2 separate regions of the Homo sapiens genome follow, and region 2 is linked to region 1. A link is an interaction called in ENCODE POLR2A ChIA-PET data of the cell type or tissue named here. Cell type or tissue: CD4-positive, alpha-beta T cell. All regions are shown on one strand.

Region 1 (8,000 bases):
AAACAATTTTAGGGCTTTCGGTAAATGTTGCCAGATTATTTTTTTGAAGGATACGTGTACTTAGCTCATATACCAACAGCAGGCATGAGGTGAGCATGTACTTTTGAACCAGGTAGGGTTCAACTCATCTTAGAAATACTGTACTGGGCTTAAATATTAACACATGCCTTGCACTTAATCACAGGGTTGCAGACTTGACACTGAGCAAATATCTAATGCAGTTTATCAAATGTTTCATTATATTTTATCTGGCTATTTTTTATTTTCATTTAAAAATTTTTATTATACAGTCTTTCGTTCGTTCGTTTGTTCTTTCTTTCTTTCTTTTTCTTTTTCCTTTTTCTTGAGACAAGGTCTCACTTTGTCACCCAGGCTGGAGCACAGTGACATGATCACGGCTCACTGCAGCCTCCAACTCCTGGGCTCAAGCATACTTCTTCATCTCAGCCTCCCAAGTAGCTGGGACTACAGGTGCACGCCACCATATCCTGCTGATTTTTTAACTTTTTGTGGAGACATGGTCTCCCTATGTTGCCCAGGCTGGTCTTGAACCCCTGGGCTCAACCAGTCCTCCTGCCTCTGCCTCCCAAAGTGTTGGGATTACAGGCTTGAGCCATTGTGCCCAGTCTATTGTATAGTTTTAAAAAACAAAACCAAAAGGCTAATAAATGGCACCCCTTTGCAAGCTCTTCCCCCTCCTTTCTTTTTCTTCCCAGTGTCTCCTACTTCTCTGACCTAGTTGACAGCATTATACTTTTGGATGTTGGTAGCATGTATAAAGTACATTATTACATAACAAGTTAATATAACATAATAGTTTCAAGGGTTTTGCCACTTAATTATACTAAGTTACTTAACCTCTCAATGCCTTATCTGTAGATTTTGTTTTTGATAGGGTGGGATAGTAATAGTAACTACAAGGTTTCACAAGGTTGTGAAATTGAATGAGAAATACATGGCACTTTAACAAGTCACTATGGATTATTTAATTTCTTTTCTTCTTCTTCTGCTGCTGCTTCTCCCTGCCCGCCCCTACCCTTTTTTTTAGAGACAGGGTCTTGCTCTGTTGTCCAGGCTAGAGAGAAATACAATTTATTTACTCCCAGTAAGGAAAATCTTAGAAATGTTAAAAAAAAAAAAAAAAAAAAAAAAGAAAAGTAATTCAAAGGATGAAAAATGACTATTTGCATAATATTTACCACAGTATTATATAGTGACAAGAAATGAGACCAACAACTAGATTAAGTTTTGGTATACATATCAACAAAATCAACTAAAGCAACGTGATATATATATATATCGCACATACACACACACGCACACGCACACACACACACACATATATATATATATATATATATTTTTTTTTTTTAAGACAGAGTCTCACCCTCTTACCCAGGCTGGAGTGTAGTGGCACGATCTCGGCTCACTGCATCCTCTGCCTCCAGGGTTCAAATGATTCTCACATCTCAGCCTCCTGAGTAGCTGGGACTACTATGCATCACCACGCCCAGCTAATTTTTGTATTTTTGGTAGAGAGGGGGTGTCACCATGTTGGCCAGGCTGGTCTCGAACGCCTGACCTCAGGTGATCTGCCCTTCTGGGCCTCCTAAAGTGCTGGGATTCCAGGTGTGAGCCACTGTGCCCAGCCTTGTATACATTCACTTAAAAAATAAGTAGGAAAACTGTGCAATATGGAAACATGTACAAATGACGGAACATTGCCTAAAAGTTACTTTGCAATGACTCCATAATATTAGCTTGTTTTTTGTCTCGCCTTTCTCTCAAAAGAAAAAATACACCACCAAGAGCAACAATGACAAACAGCATGCCCAAAGTCACGCAGATGAGAAGTGATTGAAAAAAGGATGTCAACCCAAGTCCACACTTCTAATCCCTATACCACACTGCCTATGTTCCCACTAATAGTAATACACACATTATTAGGCACCTAGTGCACATAAAGCACTCTTTCTCCTTGGTACTAATAAGAACACACAAAAAAACACAATATAGGCCCCTTTCAAAATTTGCAATATAGTGCTTTACAGTATGCAGCTGCTGCTGGGTGTGGTGGCTCATGCCTGTAATAGCAGCACTTGGGGAGGCCGAGGTGGGCGGATCATGAGGTCAGGAGATCAAGACCATCCAGGCTAACACGGTGAAACCCCATCTCAAGTAAAAATACAAAAAATTAGCCGGGCGTGGTGGCACACGCCTGAAATCCCAGCTACTCGGGAGGCTGAGGCAGGAGAATCGCTTGAACCTGGGAGGCGGATGTTGCAGTGAGCCGAGATTGCACCATTGCACTCCAGCCTGGGAGACAGAGTGAGACTCTGTCTCAAAAAAAAAAAAGGAATGACTGCATACCAATACAAAGTATAAACACTGCTAATCCAAATCTAGTGCTTGATGCTTAAATGGTATAACTGCGTCTCATACATGTGATCAATTCTAAAGCCACAGAAAATTACAGGCACTAAGATGATGAAAGCAGCAATTTAGGATATCATTTGAAATCTACATCTGTGAGCTACAGTTCTTCAACAGGCTGGAGAAACAGACCATCTAAGTCAAGCATGCTGTGGCTATAAGGAACATTTATTCAGATAGTATTTGGTCCCTATTCTTTGCCACATAAACAGAGAGGAAAACATTTAAATTCTAAAGTATCATTATATCCACACATAATAGTGATAGTTAAAACATAAGCCAGGTGCAGTGGAGCATGCCTGTAGTCCCAGCTACTTGGGAGGCTGAGGCAGGAGGATCATTTGAGCCCAGAAGTTGAAAGGCTGTACTGTGCTATGATCACAACTGTGAATTACTTTTTGTTTTTTACATTTCAAAGATTTGGCTTACTGGGCAAAGGGGGCGAGTATTTTTATGTCGTTTAATCTCTGTTGTCACTGTTGTTTTCTTAGTGGAATAACTGGGATTTTAGTCTATTGTTCTCTGAGATGAATCAGTTGTCAGAGCTATAGAGTTTTATAGAAAACTTATTGGCATAGTTTGTTCATTCAGCAAGTATTTTTGGACCTGAAGCCTAGTAATGAGGAAACAAAGATAAATATGATGAAGTTAGTCCTTGCTTTCTAGGAGCTTGGTCACAGTCTAGTGAGGAAGGATAATTTCTAACATTTAATTTATACTTTTGAAGAACACCTTGTGGGTTAGATAAAACAACCCGAATTGCCAGTTTTCAGCTTCTGAGATAAGCTATATCAAGGTGTTATATTCATTGGTCATTTGGTTGCTAGAAATTAACTTAAGCAAAACAGATTTATTAGTAGTAGAAGGTTATAGAGCTGGGTATCCCTTAGACCCCAGTTAGGCCTTAAGGAGGCCTACTGAGGTAGAAACCGGAAATTCAGGAATCACAGTAGCATTGTTCTCTTGTGGATCATTGAGCAACTGTTTCCAGTGCTGTGAAATAAAGTTTTCTAAAAAGGAGAAGTGGGAAGGAAGGAAATTGTATTTCTGCCACAGAGGTTGTGAACAAAGTACTCCCTACAGAAGGGAGTTACACAGTTTTCCTCCAGTTTAACTGCTGTTAAAATGGTATCTTGTTTCAGTTGATATGTCTTGATTGGTAGTGAGATTGAACTTAATATTTTTATCAAGAGCCCAAAGCCAATTTTTCTTGACGTCTGTATCTTAGACATGAGAATATATGGTAGTGATGTTAATTCTTGTTACATTTGATGAAACTATTTCCACCGTCATATTTTTTCTTTTATATATTTGAATATTTTCCATTGTATAAAGTTTTATGCTTTTATTGAATTCAATACCAGTTGTTCTTTATATTTTATTTATTTTCTTATCAGATGGGTCATATGCTGATGTCATAACAAGGTTTGAGAGAGGCACCTCTTGTGTGTGAGCACCCAGTCATCACACTTAAGAACTACAAAAGAATCACATTCTTACAGAGTCTCACTCTGTTGTCCCGGCTGGAGTATAGTGGCGCAATCATAGCTCACTGCAGCCTGGAACTCCTGGGCTCAAGTGATCTTCCCACCTCTGCCTCCTAAATAGCTAGGACTTCAGGCACACTTCAGTATGACTGGCTCTTTATGATACTTTAATGAGTATAAGTCTTTAAAAGTTACTGCTTTCTGAAGTTCAAGTACTCTAATTTTAGTGTGATTCAACTGATTTTATTTCTAAATTTTATATATTTTATCTTTCATATTGAAGCATAACACATACTGAAAAGGCACACAAAGTAGTGCTCAGTAAGTTATTATAAACTCTGACCTGTGTAACGACCACTGAGACAAGAAATAGAATATTGCCAGCACTTCAAACACTCTCCTTCCCCATCAGTCACTACCTTCTCCATGCTCCCCAAAGTAACCATTATTCTGATTTAGTTATGCCTGTTTTTGAGTTTGATATAAATGGATCCACGCATTATATATTTTGTATCTAGATATTTTTGCCCCACATATTATTTGTAAGATTCATCCACATTATTTTCTGAAACTGTAATTTTAATTGCACTATAATATTACTTTGTGTGAATGTACTACATTTTATACTTTGTTGATTGACATTTGGATTGTTTCCACTTGACAAAATATTAATAATGGTATTATGAACATGTTTATACCTGTCTCTTCATACATTATATTTGTTTTTTGTTTTTTTTTTTTTGAGACAGAGTCTCACCCTGTTGCCCAGTCTGGAGTGCTATGGCACAATCTCGGCTCACTGCAGCCTCCGCTTCCCGGGTTCAAATGATTCTCCTGCCTCAGCCTCCCGAGTAGCCGGGATTACAGGTGCCCGCCACCATGCCCAGCTAATTTTTGTATTTTTAGTAGAGACAGGGTTTCACCATGTTGACCAGGCTGGCCTCGAACTCCTGACCTCGTGATCCACCCGCCTTGGCCTCCCAAAGTGCTGGGATTACAGGTGTGAACCACTGTGCCCGGCCTTTTTTTGTTTGTTTGTAGTCTGTGTCTTGCTCTGTCGCAGTGGTGCGATCTCGGCTCACTGCAACCTCTGCCTCTTGGATTCAAACGATTCTCCTGCCTCAGCCTTTCCAGTAGCTAGGACTACATGCGTGCATCTCCACGCCTGGCTAATTTTTGTGTTTTTGTTAGAGACGGGTTTCACCATGTTGGCCAGGCTGGTCTCGAACTCCTGGCCTCAAGTGATCTGCCCATCTTGGCTTCCTAAAGTGCTGGGATTATAGGTGTGAGCCACCGTGCCTGGCTGTAAGATGGTATCTGTGTGGTTTTAATTTTTCATTTCCCTGATGACTAAGGATGTTTACCACTTTTTCATAAAGTTTATTGGCCTTTTCGTTATCCTTTGTGAAGTGCTTGTTCAAATCTTTTGTTCATTTGTCTGTTGTGTTTGTCTTTTAAAAACCATACTTGAAGGCATTCTTTTTGTATTTTGGATGAGAAGTCTTATTTTTTATTAAAACTTTTTCCCCCTATTCTGTGGCCTGCTTTTGTCTTCTCTTTATGGTATTTAAGAAGCCTTTTCTTATCTCAAGTTCATAAAAATGTTTTCCCATATTTTCTGTTTTTAATATAGGCATTATAGCTGTAAATTTCCCTCTAAGCACTGATTTAGTTCATTCCATAAGTTTTGATATGTTGCCTTTTTGTTTTTATTCATCTCAAGTATTTTCTAATTTTTCTTTTTATTTCATTTGACCCATTATTTATTTAGGAATATGTTAATTTCTGCATATTTGTGAATTTCTCGATTTTTTTTCTGTTACTGAGTTCTAATTTAATTCTATTGTGATCAGAGAACGTACTTTGTATCCTTTTTATCCTTTTCAGTTTGTTGATGCTGGTTTTATGGTCTAGCATAGATCATCTATCCTGGAGAATGTTCCATGTGTGCTTTTTTAGAAAAATGTGTATTGTGTTGTTGGGCAGAACGTTCTCTAGCTGTCTTTTCCATCTAGTTGATTATAGTGTTTGTTTTCTGTTTCCTTATTGATCTTCTGCCTAGTTCTATTCATTATTGAAAGTGGGCCATTTAATTCTTCCAACTATTGTTCTTGGCTTGTCTATTTCTCCCTTTAATTCTGTCAGTTTTGCTTCATGTAATTTGGGGCTCTGTCATAAAGTGCAAGTGATTAGAATTCTTATATCTTCCTAATAAATTGACCCTTAATTGTTTTAAAATGTTTCTCTTGACCTCTCAAAACACCAGTTTTTAAAAGTTTGTCTGATACTAGTATATTCATGCCAGCTCTTTTGCATGGTATGTTTTTTCCCATCCATTTACTCTTATCCTGTCCCGTTTGTATTTTTGAATCTAAAATATGTCTTAAGTAGACAGCGTTTAATTGGATCTTATTCTTTTAAAACCCAATCTGGTAATTTCTGCCTCTTGAGTGTATTATTTAATCCATTCACATTTAGTGTTACTGATAGGGTTAAATTTGTCTGCCACTTTGTTTTGTTTTCTATAGGTCTCATTTCTCTTTTGTCCTCTTTCCCTCCTCTACTGCTGTCTTTTGCATTACATGAGTATTTCCCAGTGTAACATTTTAATTTCTTTAATCATTTTAAAACTATATTTGAATTACTAGTGATTACTGTAGGGTTTACATTTATATATCTTAGCTTATCAGAGTCTACTTCATAGCTACATTAATTCTTGCAATATATAGAAACTTTAGTCCTGTATAGCTCTACTATTCCACCTCCCCCACCTTTTTTTTTTTTTTTTTTTTTTTTTTTTTTTTTTTTTTTTTTTTTTTTTTTTTGGAGATAGAGTCCCACTCTTCTGCCCAGTCTGGAGTGCAGTGGTGTGATCTTGGCTCACTGCAACCTCTGCCTCCTGGGTTCAAACAATTCTCATGCCTCAGCCTCCCGAGTAGGTGGGGATTACAGGCATGTGCCACCACACCCAGCTAACTTTTTGTATTTTAGTAGAGATGGGGTTTCACTGTGTTGACTGGGCTGGTCTTGAATTCCTGACCTCAAGTGATCCTCCCACCTTGGCCTCCCAAATGTATCTTTTGATGAAACTGAGATAAGGAAAATACATTTTATAGTTTTTGTACTAACCTTACTTGTCTATTCATTTACCATTTGATATCATTTCCTTACTTTCAGTAAAGTTTGTCACTACTGACCCCTTTGTCCATTCGTGCATTCATTCATTCATTCCTTCATTCAGTCATTCATTTATTGAGAGACGGAGTCTCGATTTGTCGCGCAGGCTGGAGTAGTGGCATGATCTTGGCTCAATGCAACTTCTGTCTCTGAGTTCAAGTGATTCTGGGTTCAAGCGAATCCCTCCGGAGTAGCTGGGATTACAGGTGTGAGCCACCATGCTCAGCCCTGATTTCTGATTTGACTCCATTCTAGTAAGATTTAAATCCCTAAGACTTAAGTTCTTGGAAATTTGAGACTTGCTTTATGGTTCAACATATGGTCTTTTTGGGTAAACATTCCTTGTGTACAACAACAAAATATTTATAGACTACAGTTGTTAGATGTGGTGTAATATGTTCTATCAAGTTTGTTTCTGTTTCAGATTTTTACTGCTTTTGCATTTGTTTGCTCCTATTCAGACAAAGGTTTGTTAAAATATCCCCAAATGATTATAACATTTGTCTCTCTGTTTAATTTGTCAGTTTTTGTTTTATATATTTTGATTATGTTAAAGTGCTGACAAGTCAAGGTTTTTTTAAATCTACCTGGTGAATCAAACTTTTTATTATTGTGACGTGTCCCTCTTTATCTCAGTATTGCATTTTACCTTGTAGTGTTTTTAATCTAGTGTTAAGGCAGATACACTAACTTTCATTTGGTGTTTGCATGCTACAGCTTTTTCCATTCTTTCAGCTTTCGCGTTTTAGCCATATCTTTTAAGTTGCATATACTAGTTTAAATAAACTAGTTTGACCATGTTTGTTCTTTAATTGGAACATGTAGTACATTTACATTTAATATACTTGCTGATATGTTTAAATTGATATTCCTAATAAATGATTTCTGTTTATCCTGTTTGAA
Region 2 (8,000 bases), 390 kb before region 1:
GGAGTCTTAGATGAGTGAACTTGAACATCTACATACAGAAAAAAAAAATACTCAGGATTTCAACACTCGAAAAGCAAATTATGAACAATGAACCACAGTAGCATTTTCTCCCCAATCTGGATCATATTATATCAAAAATTCCCAAAATAAAAACTCATCTCTGATATTAAAAGTCAAGAGTAGGCTGGGCGCAGTAGCTCACACTTGTAATCCCAGCACTTTGGGAGGCTGAGGCAGGCAGATCATTTGAGGTCAGGAGTTCAAGACTAGCATGGCCAACATGGTGAAACTCTGTCTCTGCTAAAAATACAGGCTGGGCGTGGTGGCTCATGCCTGTAATCCCAGCACTTTGGGAGGCCAAGGCGGGTGGGTCACTTGAAGTCAGGAGTTTGAGACCAGCCTGGCCAACATGGTGAAACCCCGTCTCCACTAAAAACACAAAAATCAGCTGGGCATGGTGGTGCATGTCTGTAATCCCAGCTGCTTGGGAGGCTTGAGGCAGGAGGATCGCTTGAACCCGGGAGGCGGAGGTTGCAGCGAGCAGAGATAATACCACTGCACTCCAGCCTGGGCAACAGAACCAGACTCTGTCTCAAAAAAACCCAAAAAATTAGCTGGGCATGGTAGCATGTGCTTATAATCCCAGCTACTTGGGGAGACCGAGGCAAGAGAATCGCTTGAACCCGAGAGGCAGAGGTTGAGGTAAGCTGAGATCGCACCATTGCACTCCACCCTGCCTGGGTGACACAGCAAGACACTGTCTCAAAAAAAAAAAAAAAAAAAGAGTAACTATCATGATATCATGACTCAAAGGAGTTACAAGGGTTGCTGGGGGGGTTCTGATGTGCACAGAATATTGCTTCTTGTTCTGGGTACCCGGATGTGTGCATGTGATAAACACACATCCCTTCCGATTTAGGTACTTTTATGCATGTATGTTGTTCTTCAGTAAAAAGTTTACTTTTAGAAAGTGTGGGGGCCAGGCACAGCGGCTCATGCTTGTAATCCCAGCACTTTGGGAAGTCAAAGTGGGTAGACTGCTTGAGCCCAGGAGTTCAAGACCAGCTTGGGCAACCCAGTGAAACCTCATCTCTACAAAGAAATACAAAAATAAACCACACCTGGCAGTGTGTGCCTATAGTCCCAGCTACTCAGCAGGCTGAGGCAGGAGGATTGCTTGAGCCCAGGAGGTGGAGGTTGTAGTGAGCTGAGATCGAGCCACTGCACTCCAGCCTGGACAACAGAGCAAGACTCTGTCTCAAAAATAAATAAATAAAGCCAAAAATTCAAAGACAACCGTGTTCCCAGTGAAGACTTCTTACTCTTTTCTGTCTCAAAAATAAATAAATAAAGCCAAAAATTCAAAGACAACCGTGTTCCCAGTGAAGACTTCTTACTCTTTCTAATGCTATGAAGCATCACAGAGAAATGTGTCAAATTTGCTGTAAAACTGAACTTTGCCCCCTCTGAGTGTCAAAACTTGATTTTTAAAAACCTTTTACATTTACGCAAATTGGCTGCACGCTAGCTTTCCCTGTCCAGCAGTAGAATGAATAGAATATATTCAGTCTTTTATTGATCATTTGGGGTCATCAATCAAACACCAATTATTATCCTGTTACTCTAAAGGGAAGCCCTTAGGGGTTTCTGAAGCAGGAGAGGTGCTCACCTCTGATCCAAATGAGCCCATACAATTATGGTTTGAGAGTCCCTGGGTCTCTCTCAGAGTTTTTCTATCTCGTTTTGTTTCTGGCTTGAGTTAGGGCACCTACTTCCAACCTCTCTCCTCCATCACTTTGTCTCATCCTTGGTTCCCACCAGCTCTAAGTTTTAGCTTATAAAATGTCTTATTTTTATTTATTCATTCATCTATTTTGAGACAGGGTCTCACTCTGTCACCCAGGCTGGAGTGTAGTGGCGCAATCTTGGCTCACTGCAACTTCTGCCTCCTGGGCTCAAGCCATCCTCCCATCTCAGCCTCCACTGTAACTGGGATTACAGGTGTGTGCCACTACACCCAGCTAACAGCTTATAAAATTTTATGTTGCTGAAAATCTTAACATCTGTTAAATCTGGGTCGTGGGTACTTAGGGATCTATTATGTTTTTTCTTATGGTTGAAAGAGCTCATTCCAGTTTTAAAGTTAAAACAATATTTCCATAAGCCTGCAAACCCACTAGCCAATTAGTCTTACCTACTCAATAGGTGGCTCGCAGAGATTTGAGGGGCTCTCACAGAAGTGAGGCAGGTGACCTCTAGCACATGGAGTTTTCACAGCATCTATCCTGGCTACATAGAGGCTCTGCTGCAAAGCTCAATATGCTTCAAAATGCTCTCTGGATAAATGAAGGATAAATGCAAAATGTTGCATTTGCATAAGCTGTTTACATGCTTTTTAAAATGTATAAGTAACTGAAATATGGTGGACTTTGGGAGAAAAGGGCAATCTTAACAAACCAAGCCATATTTCCTAAACAAGAATCTATTCTCAACAGTTATAAAAACTGCCTGGAGAGCGGAATTTAAATATTTCTTGCTTCTTTGGCTTGGCACTTACCTAGACACCATTCCTGAGGTTCAATGAGAAGGAAGAAAAAGGTCCCCTAAGCCCACAAGAAGGGGAAATGGTATAAAACAGCTACTTGTGACGGAAACAAGGCTTTGCTGTTAGAGGCTGTAGTTGGCATTCCATTTCTCCCAGAAAATGAGGGGAAATACAAACATTATAGATGAGAAATACACTTTAAATCCTTTAAAAGAAAAGATATTGATGGTGGAACATGCTAGCATGACAAACTTAAAAAGAAAGAAAGGGAGGGAGGAAGAAGTGAATACCTGTGTATAATTATCTTAAGACAATGAAGAGAAAAATACAGTAACTTGAATTTGGGTTTAATTATTAGAAAATGTCGGCTGGGTGTGGTGGCTCACGCCTGTAATCCCAGAACTTTGGGAGGCCAAGACAGGCGGATCTCTTAAGGTCGGGATTTCAAGACCATCCTGGCCAATGTGGTGAAACCCTGTCTCTATAAAAAAATAGAAAAATTAGCCGGGCATGGTGGCTCACACCTGTAGTCCCAGTGAGCCACTGCACTCCAACCTGGGCAACAGAGCTGGAGTTTCTGTCTCAAAAAAAAAAAAAAAAAGAAAGAAAGAAAGAAAAGAAAAGAAAATGTCTCAGCTCCTTGTTGCATAACCAAAACTTGGGAATATGTGAAAATGTATACTCTCTAAAATGTAATCTCTGGTTTGACACCAGCTTTCCATCCATATACCATTACAAAACTATTTATATACACAAGTTTGTCTTAGAGCAGGCAATGCAAATTTAGAATCTGTCAAAGTGTGTGTGGTAGGGGAAGAGTGCTTAGAGGGAGAGAAATGTCCCCAAACATGGAAAACATTTTGACTCTAGTTCTTCTGTGTTTAAATCTTGTGATTCATGAAGGCGGGAACATGTCTATCTTGTTCACTGTCACATCCCAGTATTTAGCATAGAGCTTGGCATATAGTAGGAATTCAGTAAGTATGTTTTTGTTTTTGTTTTCTGAGACAGAGTCTCTCTCTTTGCACCCAGGCTAGAGTGCAGTGGCGGGATCTCGGCTCACTGCAACCTCGGATTCCCGGGTTCAAGCAATTCTCATGCCTCAGCCTCCAGAGTAGCTGGGATTACAGACCAGCACTACCATGCCCGGCTAATTTTTGTATTTTTAGTAGAGATAGAGTATCACCATGTTGGCCAGGCTCGTCTCGAACTCCTGACCTCAAGTGATCTGCCCACCTTGGCCTCCCAAAGTGCTGGGATTACAGGCGTGAGCCACCATGCCCGGCCCAAATAATTCTAAATAAAGCACAGGAATAATTGCTAATAAAGCACAGTAGTTCATTCAGTATTGCCAGCAAATGAGCAAATCCTCTTTTACTTTTTTTAAAATTTATTTTTTTAATTTAGAGACTTGACAATTAAAAATTGCATATATTTGTGCTATACAACATGTTTCCATACACACACACACACACACACACACACACACACACACATCGTGAAATGGTTAAATCAAGCTAATTAACATATCCATCACCTCACATACTTATTTTTTAGTCTTCTTTTTTTTTGAGACAGAGTCTCACTATGTCGCCCAAGCTGGAGTGCAGTGGCATGATCTTGGCTCACTGCAACCTCTGCTTCCTGGGCTCAAGATATTCTCCTGCCTCAGCCTCCCAAATAGCTGGGATTACAGGTGCACACCACCATGCCCGGCTAATTTTTGTATTTTTTTGTAGAGACAGGGTTTTGCCGTGATGTTCAGGCTGGTCTCCAGCTCCTGGGCTCAAGTGATTCTCCTGCCTCAGCCTCCCAAAGTGCTAGAATTACAGGCATAAGCCACCATGCCAGGCCCATAAAATGCACAAATCAAAAAACTCAAGAAAAATTGTACTGCTGATGCAAGTATTAGCTAATAGAAGACCAAATGGCCCTTTCAAATAAGTAAAAAGCATTCTGCACTTGGACCCACTTAACAACTTGAAGTGAATTCAAAAATAAAATAAGAGTAAGTTATTGAGTTTGAAGTACACTGGAATTTTAAAACACTTATGAATTCTACTTAAACATGGTGTGCTCATTACACTTCCCTTCCCTCTTTGAATAAAGTATTATTTCACTCTCCTTGGCAGAATGCTCAGAACAGGATTATCAGTCTCCACAACTCATTTCCCTCTGCACGCAAGAGCTTACCAGATTCTATCCAAAGGACCTTAAGTTTAAATGAAAAAGCAGAGAATCTTCTTTAAATAAACTTCTTGAAAAGATTCCTGCAGTGGCTGTCAAAGAGAATCAGAGCTTTGAAACATGTCTGTGCATTCAAACTGTCTCACAGCACGAATGTCATGAAACTGAAAATCTCTGGAAAGTCAAAATGAAGGAAGTGATTCAGATGATTTGGAAGATATTTTTAGCCCTAGAAACATCTCTGAGTGATTAAAATCCTCGCAAAGGCAGCTACTTGGTACCAAATACATGTAGAAAAAGAAAAAAATTCAATTAATTGACTACACATTTAAAAATATTCAGAAATTGTGTGTTTTCAGAAAGATCAGCTATATTTTCTTGTGCCTCATATCAATATTATGACAGGTTAGAAAGAGTACTGGCTTTGATACTACCTGGTTGTCTGACCCTGGCCAGACATTTGGTCTCTAAAATGAAGGGTAGAACTTAAGGTCCCAGCCAGCTCTAAATATTTAAGGATCAATATAACCTACATTTCTAAACAAAACAACAAAAAACCCCATCATAATTTGAGCTGGGACGGTGCGGTGGTTCACAACTGTAATCCCAGCACTTTGAGAGGGGTGGAAGAATCACTTGGGCCCGGGAGGTCGAGGCTGCAGTGAGTCATGATTTCGCCACTACACTCCAGCCTGGCTGACAGAGCAAGACCCTGTATCAAAACAAACAAGCAAAAAGAAAGAAACCATAACTCGTGTCCAACCAAATTAAATGGGAACAGCTTGCAGACCGAGCTGTATCTTACTTGTTTTACACAGTGTCTGGTACACAGTAAGTACTTAATAAATATGTTAATTAAATGGATAGGATAATATGAAGAAATTGAATGAACAACAACAAAAACTTAGAAAAGTACAGCCAAAGTCTGTATAGTCATTTCAAAGCTTGTTTTGACCTTTTAAGGAAGTCTCTATATAAAGAAAAAAGTTATAACAAAGATTTCTAGTCTTTCTTTTTTTTTTTTTTTTTTGAGACAGGGTCTTGTTCTGTCCCCAGGCTGGAGTGCAGTGGCATGGTCATGGCTCACTGCAGCCTCAACCTCCCAGGCTCAAGTGATCTTCCAGCCTCAGCCTCCTGAGTAGCTGGGACTTACCAACACACACCAGCACGCCTGGCTAATTTTTGTATTTTTTTTTGTAGAGATGGGGTTTCACCATGTTGCCCAGGCTTGTCTCCCTACTTGGCTTCCCAAAGTCCTGGGATTACAGGCATGAGCCACTGTGCCTGGCCCTCTATCTTTCTTAAAAAGGAAGAATGTTCTACCTTTTAAGGGAAAAATTTAAAACCTTGCAAAGTCAAGTCAGAAAACCCTAGCAGGAGTCACCTGTAAACTGGAAGCTATGGACTGGAATTTGGTCCAAAGATGTTGTTTTGTTTGATCAGCCCAATGTTTTGGAGGTTTTGTTTTTGTGGCTGGTTTACTTTTTGTTTGAACCAATTTTTTAAAAACCTGGATTCTCTCGGGAGAATGAGAAGCCCTGGCAACCTTGAACTGGCATCCTCACGTAGCCACGATCCACTGGGGCTAAGTGGAAGCTTCCTGTTTTGCCAGGAGTGAGCACTCTCTAGTTCCCTACAGTTCCCACCTCTCACACAAGTGTACACCTATACTCTGCTGCATGAGGATTTGACCTTTAATTAACTGCCTTAGTAAACAGATAAGTGGTTTGTCACCAGTTATTAGGCAACGCTGGTTATAATAAAAACTGACCCAATTGGTAAACTGTGTCTGGACTGAGAGAAACAATGAAAAATCTGTAAATACCTGATGACGATGCCAATACTTTGGGCTTCCCAGAGTGCAGTGATAACTGTTATAGCCTATATTAATCCCCTAGAGCTACCATAACAAATTACCAGAAATCTAGTAACTTAAAACAACATATTTATTATCTCTCAGTTCTGGAGGCCAGAAATTAAAAATCAAGGTGTTATAATAGCAGGATGGTCCTGAGGGAGAAGCCATGCCATACCCTCTTCGGCCTCTAGGGGAGCCAACAATTCTCCATTTTCCTTGGCTTGTGGCCACATCACTCCAATCTCTGCCTGTCTTCACATAGCCTTCTTCTCTGTGTGTCTTTGTCTCAAATCTCCTTCTCCTTTCTCTTATAAGGGCACCAATCATAGGATTTAGAGCCCAGTCTAAATCCAGGGTGACCTCATCTTGAGATCCATAGTTAACATCTGCAAAGATCCTATTTCCAAGTAAGGTCACATTCATGGATACCTGGGATTAGGATTTAGACATACCTTTTTGGGGGGCACTGTTCAACCCACTACCTATCCCTTGCAGGGATCATAGAAGTAGGTATACAGAGTACTACAAAAGACAGTGGTTCCTATGGGGCAAGGGGACTTTAAGCTCTGATCTCACCAGTGCAGATCTCATCTCCTGGTGCCTGAGCTGTTACCTGAGGAAAGGATAGCTTACTGAGGGCTATGATGACTGCTGCTGCAAGGATGCCCACTGCCACTGCCCAGCCACTGTCCTGCCAGCAAGCTCTGACTTCTGTCCTACATCCTTCTGAGTAGACTGGTGTTCAGTATGGTCTTAATAGTCTCTCATGTCTTTTTTTTTTTTTTTTTTTTTTTTGAGACAGAGTTTCACTCTTGTTGCCCAGGCTGGAGTGCAATGGCATGATCTCAGCTCACCGCAACCTCTGTCTCCTGGGTTCAAGCGATTCTCCTGCCTCAGCCTCCTGGGTAGCTGGGATTACAGGTATGCACCACCCTGCCCGGCTAATTTTGTATTTTTAGTAGAGATGGGGTTTCTCCATGTTGGTCAGGCTGGTCTCGAACTCCCGACCTCAGGTGATCCACCTGCCTTGGCCTCCCAAAGTGCTGGGATTACAGGCATGAGCCACCGCCCCTGGCAGCAGTTTCTCGTGTCTGAATGTTTAGTTGAATCCAGAAAGACACCCTGGTGGGTGCTGTATACTAAATCTACTTCACCTATTTACTTTGTACTCCAATCCTTGTTGGTGTGACCCTCTGGTTTAAAGAACTGGCCAAACTTCCATCAATTTAGTAAATATTCATTGAATGTTTATTATGTGTTGGGTAATGCTATGGATACAGCATTGAAGAAAACAGACAAAATCCCTTCCTTCTGGGAGTTTATATTCTAGTAGGAGAAGACAGACAATAAATTAATAGTCAGTGATCAGAATTTAGATAATACTGTATTTTGAATTCAGAGTCTATAAGA

Evidence for each region. Peaks named below come from ENCODE experiments on the same cell type or tissue, not always from the same donor. Only the 100,000 strongest peaks of a DNase experiment are listed, where the experiment ranks them.
Region 2: POLR2A ChIA-PET joins it to region 1 with 19 read pairs; 3 of 35 experiments call an interaction of 5 or more read pairs at or near these places.

The regions. Positions count from the first base shown.
Region 1 is chr2:171,142,252-171,150,251 of GRCh38, reverse strand. The region is part of intron 1 of TLK1 (tousled like kinase 1); the gene reads left to right. LOC124906092 reads left to right here and starts at 6,747. Exons shown (of 1, transcript XM_047446755.1): 1 at 6,747-8,000. It also overlaps the pseudogene LOC124906168. In CD4-positive, alpha-beta T cell, no CTCF peak of the experiment used is centred here; no DNase peak of the experiment used is centred here; H3K27ac peaks cover 281 bases.
Region 2 is chr2:171,528,917-171,536,916 of GRCh38, reverse strand. All of the region lies in intron 1 of CYBRD1 (cytochrome b reductase 1), which reads right to left. Among named protein-coding and RNA genes, the nearest start is that of CYBRD1, 10 kb to the right of the region's middle. In CD4-positive, alpha-beta T cell, a CTCF peak has its summit at 6,806; no DNase peak of the experiment used is centred here; H3K27me3 peaks cover 380 bases.